Linked DNA regions of Homo sapiens: region 2 is linked to region 1. A link is a contact called in ENCODE Hi-C or POLR2A ChIA-PET data. All regions are on one chromosome and are shown on one strand. The core of a region is the stretch at or near the end of the contact, and the rest is flanking DNA. Distances in the headings are between cores, read along the strand shown.

The links. Hi-C counts contacts between places; a loop is a spot of excess contacts on that map. ChIA-PET counts read pairs that join two places held with the same protein, here RNA polymerase II (POLR2A). Pooled maps may share reads with other maps.
Region 2: a map of sigmoid colon shows a loop between it and region 1 (4-fold over the local background). The contact joins two enhancer-like sites. A Hi-C loop is called at or near these places in 4 of 168 maps with a recorded cell type or tissue (aorta, ascending aorta, prostate gland and 1 more) and 6 of 50 pooled maps. POLR2A ChIA-PET finds 5 or more read pairs at or near these places in 2 of 52 experiments (Panc1 and WTC11).

Annotation. Positions count from the first base shown.
Region 1 is chr21:40,048,171-40,054,089 of GRCh38, forward strand. DSCAM (DS cell adhesion molecule) reads right to left here. Exons shown (of 33, transcript NM_001389.5): 30 at 3,788-3,937. Among named protein-coding and RNA genes, the nearest start is that of MIR4760, 160 kb to the right of the region's middle. Within about 2 kb of position 1,651, at least 5 of the 41 ENCODE cell types and tissues checked have a DNase peak (open chromatin) inside an H3K27ac peak, as active enhancers do.
Region 2 is chr21:39,881,833-39,887,844 of GRCh38, forward strand. All of the region lies in intron 1 of PCP4 (Purkinje cell protein 4), which reads left to right. Among named protein-coding and RNA genes, the nearest start is that of PCP4, 17 kb to the left of the region's middle. Within about 2 kb of position 3,484, at least 6 of the 41 ENCODE cell types and tissues checked have a DNase peak (open chromatin) inside an H3K27ac peak, as active enhancers do.

The DNA of each region.
Region 1 (5,919 bases), core at 401-2,900:
TCCTGAAGTTTAAATGAGATTAATGTGCCCAAGTGCTCCGGGCACATGGCACAGGCACAGCTGGCCGTGCCCATGATTCCTATGCAGCAAACATGACTCAATGTCTTTTCTTTTCCATTCCCATTGTTCTGATCTCAGAACTTGATGGCTGATTGGTATTTATCCACTACATGCCTGTGTCAGACACTGTGGCTGGTATGGGGATGAGGACATGGATAGAGTCCTAGTTTTCCAGTGTATTATAATCCACAGGAAAGACAGAGAAGTAATCAGTGCAGCAGAACCAGCCAAGGGATGTGTTTTCACTACTGACAGAGATAAATAGCAAATTGTTATGATTTCTTCCATCCTCATAAGAATCTGTTGCAACCCTCTGGCAAACTAATAAAATGCCTAGAAACATAACTTCTACAATGCAGTCATTCTGGTATGCAAGCAACATGTTTTAGATGCTTTTCTTAAAAATAAAGAATTCTTGCAATGACAACACAGTCCTAACATACAAAATAGAATCACGATGTGTTCTCTAGCTGAGAAAATAGAGAATACAAATGATTCTCTGCAAGTATGCCAAACTGTGGTGAGAAGAACCGGCTCCATGGAATTCACAGAGGTATAAACACCTGGGCAGAGGTGAGAAGCTCTGGTGCAAGAAGCTAGTGGGGGACTGTGCTTCAGAAAGTTCATGGGTTTCAGACTCTTGAACCCACTGTGGGGCCAGTCACCTACCATTTCTAACTCTAAATAAAACACGGAGTGTTGTCAGTCCCTCACACTGTGGTTTTTGAGGAAGATTTAATGAAAAAAATGATCCAGCAGATCTTTTACTAATACAGAGGGTTCTGCAAATGCTAAATTAATACGCTCAATTTGGAGAGTGAGGGGGGAACCAGAGACTGATGCATGCATTTGAGTAGATTTGCTTGATGTTGGTAAACATCATTTAGTGAAATTCAGCACAAAGGACAGAAACATTGTTCTATAAGCTATAGTGTTTCCCTGTGATCATCAGGCTAAGCCCCAGGGACAGCATCTCAGCACTCTCAGAATGAAATGCACCTGCCAGGCACTGGCTTAGGGGACCCTGAAAGATGAGGACAGCTGTTTCTCTGTCTCACCTTTTCCCTGCCTTTCACTGTGCTCCAGTGCCACTTCCATCCTCATCATGCGGGGAACCTTGGGAGCTTTTCCCTGCTGCCCCCTCTGCTCCTGCTGTGACTCTGATCTTGTTTCATGTCTTCCCCTCACTGGAAGTCCTCCTGAATGACTTGGACCCAAGAGAGCCCCTCCCACTGCTCCACACGCCCGCTGACTCACCATGGCTTCATTCTCTTTCTGTCTAGGACTTACTGAGAAATGAAAACTACTTTAGTTCCATGTCTAATGTCTGCCCCCTGACTAGGATGAAATGAATGTCTTTTTGCATCTTACTCATGGTGTATCTCCATCATACAGCACTGAGCCATATACGTAAAGTGAAACCTGAATAAATACTTTTGAGTGCTGAATGAACGCATTAACATTCCCAGCCCTGCTTCCAACTTTATAGCCATGAGATACACACACGTCCCTCCCATGTGCGTCCTGCCTGGCACTCGCTGACCACTGGTTTACAGTATCTGCTGTGACTCCGGTTCATGTCTCTGTTGATATTTTACATGCCAACAAATCAACTTCCCCATTATTCTGGGGCTGACCATGAAGCTGGAAGGTTGCCAGTGCTTTTGTTTTGGGCTGCTGCTTCTCCTGTCTTAACTATTTATGACTAGCTTTATGCATTCTCGGCTGCTAGCTGACCATTGACAGGGAAGCAGAAATGCATGTTGCTTTTTACCTGGCAGGAAGAACTGATGTGCCGGAGGGGTCCTGCCCTGCTGCGTTACATGCAGGAAACATTTCTAACCCTTGGGGCAGTGTTTCTCAATGTGGGGTCCAAACGGCCAGCATCAGAATCACCCAGGGTGTCTGTTACCATGCGGATTCCTAGGCCAGAATCTCTGGGTGGAGGCCTGGAATTGATATTTAAATAGGCACCAGGTGATTCTGATGCATGTAAAGGTGGAGAACGAGACCCAGGGCATCTGCTCTGTTGTCTCTTTTGCCTGCTCTTCTGCCACCGTTTCCAACAGAATGCTGAAGCCAATGCTGCATCACTCTAAAAATCTAATCCTTTCAATATCTGTAACTTTTTCTGATTTAGCAGCAAAAAAGTGGCTCTTAAACCCATTGGAGCAGTGTCTTGGAGTAGCAGCAAGCCACACCAGGCAGTTCACAAGGGAGAAGCCAACGGCTGAAGAGATGTCAAAGCCCTTGAATCTTTTTTTTTTTTGGAGACAGAGTCTCGCTCTGTCGTCCAGGCTGGAGTGCAGTGGCGTGATCTCAGCTCACTGCAAGCTCTGCCTCCCAGGTTCACGCCATTCTCCTGCCTCGGCCTTCTGAGTAGCTGGGACTACAGGTGCCCGCCACCAGGCCGGCTAATTTTTCTTATTTTTAGTAGAGACGAGGTTTCACCATGTTAGCCAGGATGGTCTCAATCTCCTGACCTCGTGATCCGACCGCCTCGGCCTCCCAAAGTGCTGGGATTGAGCCACTGCGCCCAGTCTGGATCATTTTTTAAGAGCAAGGCTCTGGCACACACCCCTTTGCAAAGCTAATTCCCACTCATATCCCGTTTATGTCTTCAGAATGTATTAATGTGATCAAAGAAGAAAGGCGGTAAGAAGATTAGACAAAAGGAAGAGGTAAAAGACTTCTTTAGAATGTAGAATATTCTTGAAAACATTTTTTAAATGAATTTCAATGCCTGCTGAAACTGTTTTCTGTATATTACAATGTTATTTCGTAGGCAATGGGTTTACTTCATAAAGCTCACTGCATTTCGCAAATGCTTCCCAAGCTAGGATTTATGAAGAATAGCTTTTAACATTATAATAGTTATTTTTCTAATAATAACACACTATTCTAAGAATGTAAATTTTTGCAAAGAAATTGATTAGAGATTTGAAAGCTAGACGTCAAAGTTTCCAAAATGATAATAATCAGGACATCAATTTCTCAGTCTTTAAAGAGATTTAGGAACGATTCCAATTATGAAGAAATAAGAGTATCTAATTAATAAGCTCTAGATACATATTAGGGGATTCACCTTCATTGCAGTAATTAATTTCCATATATTATGGATGCAAATATTAATAACAAAATCCAACATAATCTTCACATTAACTAGAATTATAATTTTTCTCAAACAGTGTGTTCAGGGGCAAAAGCATAAGCTTTGGGGATAGATGGGTCTGTTTCTGAATCTTGGTTTTACTACTTATGTGTGCAACTTTATACTGTTTGCATAATTTATCTGAGGCTGCAGTTTTCTCATCTGCAGAATAGAGGCTATGATACCTGCTTCACGAGTAGGTATCTTACAGGATTGTTGCAAAGATAACGTGCATGACATCATCGTTCTATCCCAATACTGGCATACAGCAGATACACACTAAAGTAGATTACTTTTTTCCTTTTCTGTGTTGCTTAAATTAAAAAAATAAATACATGTACCTGAAATTTCTAGCACTTTTTATAGTAACCAATACTAACAGTAATTCAACTGACATAATAATAGCCAAGATCCATCAATAACAGCTCATTATCCCAATTAGGGATGTTATTATACCCATTTGTTTCTCAGGCATAGGTATGAAAAGCCACACATTTTCATTTGAGAGAGAAAGAACATTACTATGTTTTCAGCATTGTTAACACCCACACATTTTAAGCATTGTTGACCACTCACTCGTTCCCGGCCGAGCGTCTGAAACATCCACTAAGGGCCCAGTGGCCTGAGACACCGATTGGTAATGGACCGTGTGAGTGACCGTCAGGGACTTCTGCTTAGCTGCCTCTCCAAAGTCAGCATCCGTCAACAGAACCGTGGAGCGATCATCTACAGGATGGCAGGAACACAGAAAGCCAAACACGTTTATCTCCCTTCCAACCACTCCCTGGCCTTTTCTCTCCTGAGGCACTTGTGTTATTGTTAATGACAACCACAATAATAGCCCCATCTAAAGTGACAAAAATGATTGAAAATTCAAGCACTGAATTAGCATTACTCTAGAGTGCTAGGAATAGAAGCTTCTTCCTAGGGGTTGGCTTTGGGAGCAATGAGCTAAGAAGAACCATGACTATGCAGAGAAGGAGCTCTCTTTTCTCTTTGGGCTTGGCTTTTCATTAAGCTAACATTGATTTGAACTCTGGATTTATGTGTTTGTCAAAAGCTTCTCTGAGACATCATCTGCGATGCCAGCCCCCTCACCAGTGATGAGGCTGTCAATGAAGACAGGTCCCTTTGGCTGCTGGGAAGCTCTGTTTGCAGGACTAGAAAATCGCCACTACAGTTCTCTCTACTGAGGTTTGCTCTCATTCTGAACTTGGCTAATGTTTGGAGGGGAAATAAAAGAGAAGAAAACATGCCAGTCTTCAGAGCTTATTGATTGCTCTATTTTAAAGGACTCAAGGTATGTTCCTTTTCTTCCCACCTCCTGTAAGCTTTAAGCACTCTAGAACATCCATTAACTGACTTCTCCTACATGATTCACTTGTCAGACTTCCCAAGTCCTACTGCCGTGGGCACTTGAAGGTGAGCGAGGCAGGAGCCTGGGTTTGGATGGGTTCTGGGCATCTTAGTGCTTGGAGCAGGAGCTGCTGTTTGAGCTGGGTCATTATTTGGTGGGCCAGGATTCTCATTACTACCTTGTGATATGTTTCATACTTTTTAAAAAGCTTTTTTACTCCAAGGGAGACTTTGGCTAGGATATACAGATTTTTCATAAATTTTCAAAGATTGCAGCCCAGGATGCTGTTGCTAAGAGTTTATCAGTCAGCAGGGACCATACTGCAGCCCTGCCCTGACACTGCAACAGGGATGCGAAAGTCGTAAACAACACAGCTCGACTTCTGTGCCCAAAAAAGGCTCTGAACAGAATGAACCTTACAAAATCCAATTACTCAGTCTCTGGCAGGAAAGGAAAGCCTCTCAAAGTTAGAATAAAATTTCCTGGCAGAGAAATAGAGGAAAGGCTGCCAAGATGTCTGTGAGTATCCCAGCGCATGGTGCGGTGAGGTTGGCACCACAGCAGGCGCCTGGGCTTGGCTTGGAGGTCCGGCCCCGTGGCGGTCACTCGACTCCTCAAAGAGGGTGGCTCTTCCACAGAGACAGCTTCCTACAACTGGACCCAGCACGAGAGGCTCCGTGTCTACATTTGTTTTTCATTAATGATGGGATATGTCACAGTTTCTAGCAGGCAGGCCCTTTTAGATCACACCAGATGATCTGCGGGGCTAGGTTACACACTTTTCATGGAAAATTTTGGGCGCCTGTCTGATCATGAGGTTAACCATTCATTCTAGCTGGAAATTAATGTCACTGTAATATTGGATTCTTGTGGTCAGAGCCCAGAGCATTTTGAAGCACCACAGTTCCACTTCCCAGTAATTAGAAAATGCCATCGACCCATTGTCAGGCATCACAAGGAGGTCAAGGGCTCTTGCTGATACATGATCCTGCATGGACTGGGATGGATCTCTGGCGAACGGTCATATTTACAAATGGAAATGACTGGCAGGCTTCCTCTGGTGTTAAGCCCCCCAGTGACCAGCTCTTGGAAGGCCATAGACCACTCATGGCATCTGCCTAGCTATCTATTTTCATAGCCATATGTAGGATTATTGTCTAGTGAGACGCATTTAGCAAATATTGTAACGTGTTATATAACCATGGTGACCTCCACAAACTATGTAACCTCTCTGTGTCTCAGTTACAAAAGAAACTTTTCCTATGTTGGCTGGAAGGGTTAAATTAAATAATGCATATAAATGGCTTATAAAATTATATGGTCAAAGGAATTACATTCTAATTTTTGAAAT
Region 2 (6,012 bases), core at 2,234-4,733, 160 kb before region 1:
TCTTTCCCCTTCTAGACCGGAAAGATTAAATGGCAAGTAGAACACCAAGTCAATCTGCCCAGACTCAAATTCCATTCCCTGACCCCCTCACATAGCTGTAACATGCTTGGGCATAATCCTAAGCCTCTCTGTGTCTCAAGTTTTCTCTCCATCCAGTCGGGATAAAGGCAGTAGCCACCTTGTAGTAGGCTTGTTTCCATGAGAGTGTTTAGCTGCTCTTACTATGACTGAAAAAACATAGCTGCTTGCATTTGCAGACAGAGCCTTGTGACTTGGTGCAAAGAAAGGAAAACATCTTTGCCGAACTTGGAGGTCTCATCTATTCACTCAGCTCTAAATATGGGCTTCTCTTGAATAACCGCAGGTTTGGCCTGTGTGCTTTCTTTCTCACACCTTTTTGTTCACTTGATGAGGATGCCGAGTGCAGCGGTACATTACGCTTGGCTCAACCGTGGCAGAGCCAATGTGGCCATGGTGAGAGATCATTCAGGATGGATGACTGCTTAGGGACTGGCAGGGCAAGAGTCTCCCAGCTGTTGCGGCATTTCATCCTGTGGTCTTTGGTCATTCTTTGGCTTTTATCTGAGTACACCCGGCATGGCATTTTACCAGCTGTACTGGGGAGGACTGGGGGAATGGAAAGCTGGCATTACTGCTGAAAGCAAAGAAAAGATGTGTCTTTCTCTGTGGCCGGTTTTTGTAATCCGGGAAGACCCCATGTGGGTTTTCTGATCTCATGTCAGCTTCCCTAGTTGAAGTATAAAATTGCTAGAAGAACCACATCATCCTCGGAGGGACAGGCAGGCATCCTTAGTGTTCTTGAAATGATTACATCGTCAGTTTCATTTAGTTCTAGAAGACTGGCCCTGCCTGTTGGTTTTTCCCCTAATCGTCTGTGTAAGAAAGACTTACCCTTAAATGGGTGAGTTACAGGCAGGGCTCAGTTTCTGTCATTACACTGATCTTTCATTGACAGTTTTCCACCCTCTGTTACTCTTGGCATCGGGCTGGTCAGCCATAACTTCTAGGGATGGGGAGAGAAATCGAATCTCTTCTATTCTTCTCTGTACTGCTTCAATCTGGCAACTTCTACGTAGACTGTGAGAATATAACCTTGTAATAAACATTTGGGTCTCTTTGCCTTTGTCCGAGAGCCCACTGTTATTTTTTTTCTAATCACAGCAGCTGCTCTAGCTAGCATCTGGCTCATATACCAGCAGCCTTTATTCTGAGACTAATCTAAGGATTCAACACCAATTCAGGAAGGCAATCAAAGAAGTGGGTTGGATGGACAAGTATTTCCTTTGTGTACAGTTCAGATGCAGAAGGTGGTAGACACCTACATTGATGCATTGTCCTAGCATCCTACAGATCCATGGGGTTGCCAAGGGTGGCTTGGTGGGGTTGGGGGGTGCAGGTGAATTTGGCTGTAGCTGGCATAAATGGAGGTGCTTGCATGTTGATTCCTGGGCCCTTTGACCCAACCTCTGGTTTGGGGAGAGGCTGCTGATTAGAGCAGATGCACACACCTTGTAACAGGGCCACTGAGTTCTCCCAGTCTTCCATCCACATTTCTTCTTTGTCATCAGCGTTCCCTCCTCCTGTATTTTCCCTTTCTAGAAAAAAATATGAGCTGTGATTTGTACAAAACACACAAAATGCATCCGTTGGAATCAGAGATCCAGGAAACTTCAGCTGAAATTAACAACTTCGTAACACAGGTAGAGCCTACGTCCTTCATGAGAAAAATGACACAAATCTCAGTATTCTTTGTTTGGAGTCTCTTGACATCCATGTGAGGTACATATTTTCTGTATTCTATTTTATTTTAATTCACCATGAAAAAGAAACTGGTCAAATAAAGAAGCCAAGGCTTTGAGGAGCAGAATCATTTATTTGTGGTGATTCAGCCATATTTACTCCCAGTGTTTCAACTGTGAGCTCAATGCACTGTTTTCATTACTTTTACTATATTGCAAGTTGAATACAATGAAAAAAAAAGGAGAAACATCTCTTCTTAAGCCTGTTTTACCATTATTTTGCTCTCTGATTTTTCTTAGAAACCAAATCCATGCAATGTGAGTGTTTTTATCTCATTTAGTTCTCACACATTAATGAGGTGGGTATATTGTTATTCTCATGTAATAAAAACAGACACTGAGGCTCAGAGAAGTTAAGTGACCTGAACTGGGCCACACAGCTGCTGGGGACCAGGGCTGGGATTACCTGGGTAGTTGGATTCCAGCACACTTATTTTTGAGGTTAAGTTTATTAAGGTGTAATTTACATGTGGTAAAATCTACCCCTTTTAGTTGTATGTTCGATGAGTTTTGACATATGCAGTCTTTTTTTTTTTTCTTTTGAGAGATGGAATTTCTCTTTTGTTGCCCAGGCTGGAGTGCAATGGTGTGATCTTGGCTCACTGCAACCTCCGCCTCCCAGGTTCAAGCAATTCTCGTGCCTCAACCTCCCAAGTAGCTGGGATTACAGGCATGCACCACCATGCCCAGCTAATTTTGTATTTTTAGTAGAGACGGGGTTTCACCATGTTGGTCAGGCTGTTCTCAAACTCCCGACCTCAGGTGATCCGCCTGTCTCAGACTCCCAAAGTGCTGGGATTACAGGAGTGAGCCAACGCACCCAGCTGACATGCAGTCTTATAATTGAGATATAGACTATTCTGGCCAGGCATGGTGGCTCATACCTGTAATCCCAGCACTCTGGGAGGCTGAGGCAGGCAGGTCACCTGAGGTCAGGAGTTCGAGACCAGCCTGGCCAACATGGCAAAACCTTGTCTCTACTAAAATTACAAAAGTTAGCCAGGCGTGGTGGCATGTGCCTGTAATCCCAGCTACTCGGGAGGCTGAGACAGGACAATTGCTTGAACCCAAGGAGGCAGAGGTTGCAGTGAGTGGAGATCATGCCACTGCACTCCAGGCTGGGTGACAGAGGAGACTCCGTCTTAAAAAGAGAGAGAGAGAGAGAGAGAGACAGAGATTATTCTATCACCTGAAAAGTTTATTTGTGTGCTTATAGTCAGTCCTTTCTTTCTACCCTTGGCCCTAGAGCCCACATTCTTCACCAGCACACCTTAAATAAAAATAAGCCCAATTACGATGCAAGGTATTTACACCGTTTTGAGTATAGCATGATCATATCAGCTTTTAAGTCAATTAAATCTCATAGTGCGACAGTTTATAAATGTTACTTTATAATGAATAGCTGAAGTATAGAAAAGTAACAAAATGACACCAGAGTGACCTATGTTCCTGGTCCTTGTAAATTATGCCAGGATCTCTGACTGCAGGGAGGGCATTCAATGAATGGGAACGCTTTTGATTCTGAACAGCAGCCTTAGCCAGAGCCGTTAAATGGGTTTCTGTCCTGCTCCTTCTCAAACTGACACTGAGCAAGCGCCACCTGCTCCTGCTCCAGGGGGCTATTCAACCATGTAGTCCCAGGGGAGCCAGGGCTGTGGGAGGTGTTGGTTGCTAAGAAGCAACGAGCCTGAGGCCTAGCCGCGAGCCTGAGGCCCAGCGGAGCTCCCGGTTGCCCTCCCTCTGCTCTGACCACAGCTTGTCCCTCTGCCAGGCGCTGCCCTCACAAGGCAGCCGAGAAGGACATCAGGCTGGCGGCTGGGGAAACCTCTGGCTCGGGGCTGGAGAAACAGTTCTGGGCATGTGGTTGAGGGAGGACACATCTCTTCTTTCTAGCCCAGGGAGTGTCCTACCTCCATGTGGTTTGGGGTTCAGGAGAGAATTCAGCCCATGCCCGTGGAGTCACATCCCCCTGCAGAGGGCACACACCCAAGCTGCGCTGAAGGAGATGCCCTCCCCTGTGCCCTGGGCATCCCCCAAAGCCAGGCACCCTCTCCCTCCCCTGGGACAGGACGCCAGGACAGGCCCCAGAGCCTGGGAGCCAGACTTTGCCCGGCTTTCTTTCCTGAGCGTGCTTCTATCAGCTCCTGTGGATGAGTCTGTTCTTTCCTATGTTGCTGTCTGAATGTATTAATTAGTCTGCGGGCAGCTTAAACAACAGAAATGTATTCTCTTATAGTTCTGGAGACCAGAAGTTTACAATCCTGGTGTCTGCCGGGTTGGTTCCTTCTGAGCACCATGAGGGAGAATCTGCTCCAGGCCCCTCTTCCGGGCTTGTAGATGCTGTCTTCTCCCTGTGTGTCCACACTGTCTTCCCTCTGCATGTCTGTGTTCAAATTGTCCCTTTTAATAAGGACACAGTCCTATTTGATTAGAGCCCATTCTAATGAGCTCTCTTTACTCGATTGCAAAGATGTTATCTTCCAATAGGATGACACTGTGGGGTACTTGGGGTTAGGGCTTCCTCATGTGAATTGTGGGTGGAGGTCCCAATTCAGCCCACCATACTGCAAAAGTGGTAGTAGCTCTGCCCAATGTCAAGGACCATTCAGAACCTTCTATGATATTAATTTTCAGGAAACTGACAGCAACACAAAAGTCGTCACCATGAGTCTTTGTTGAGCCAAGTTGAATAAACAAGTGGCTTATTTTACTAAAATACAAATCTACTAAATACACTAATACTAGTAAAATACTAGTAAAAATACTAAATCTACTAAAATACAAATCTACTAAAAATACAAAATTAGCTGGGCATGGTGGTAGATGCCTGTAATCCCAGCTACTTGGGAGGCTGAGGCAGGAGAATTGCTTGAACCTGGGAGGTGGAGGTTGCAGTGAGCCAAGATCACACCATTGCACTCCAGCCTGGGCAACAAAAGAGAAATTCCATCTCAAAAATAAACAAGTGACAAGTATGAAATATGTAAGATTTGAAAAGTCAGAGGGAGTTCCAAATGAACTCAACAGTGTGGGCTGGACATTTCACTGTGAAATCTGTGAAATTAGAAGAGTCCACACAGAAGTCATTAAATAGCAACTGTTCCTTAAGTTGTAATGTATATCTTTATGAAATTATATATATGGCATGTGGTTGGTTTTATAAAAGAGAGACTATATATATGTCCACCTATAAGAAGATGAAAAGAAAATATTCTGAAGTATTAACATGGATTAACTCTGATTAGTTGAATTGTAGGTGGCTTTTTGCATTTTTCCTTGCTCATTTATGTTCCAAAAATTTCACAACGGCCATATCCTACTTTTGCAAATAGAAAACAGTGTTCTTCAGCATGAAAATTGGCACAAAGAAGAATTTTTTTAAAGTAGAAAATGCGAATTTTAAAAATATAGCTGTGAAAAAAAGTATAAAATTAATTCCAATAAAATAAATCGTGGATACCTGAAAATGATGGTACGTTTATAAATGGTTTGCCTAAACTGCAGTGATGCTAATTAATTCTCTTACCATAAAGGTCAGGATAAAAAAATGACAGGAATAGAACGTAGTATTTGAGGCAGAATTTCAGCCTTTGGGTCTTCCAGAGGTGAGAATGAAAGAAGAGAGGAGGAATTAGAAAGGTTAATGCCTTTGTCATTGAAAATCCCATCACTTTTTTTTAACCAACTTTTTTTTTGTTTTTTGGTTTTTTTTTTTTTAAAAAACCTTCTAGCTGAAGTTTTCTTTTGACATGAATTTCTACACCTTTAGGGATTAAATTAATGCTCAATTTTTGGAATGTTATTAGGAGAATTATAGATGACAAAAATATCACTGGCGAGAAATTAAATCTTTTCTGTCTCTGTCACAAAATGTAGGCATAAAAGTCTCTTCTGCTCATCAGACAAATTCAGCAACTTTGATTTTGAAGTTGCCTTTGATGATAGGTCTTCAATGTTCCTGAGAATCCATTTGCTTAATGATCGAGGTGGCCTCAAGCAGTCTTCAGCTACGTGCTTACCTGCCCGGCTGTTGATGCCATTTCACTGTGCAATCCCTGTGCTTTGCTTCTCTGTTCATTCAAAGATGGATCATCTAAGAGCCTGATTAGCCTTCGTCAAAATAACATTACATATAATACCATAGTAACAGGCCTTTTTGTTTCTTTATAAACAGGGTGATTCAGAGAAAGCA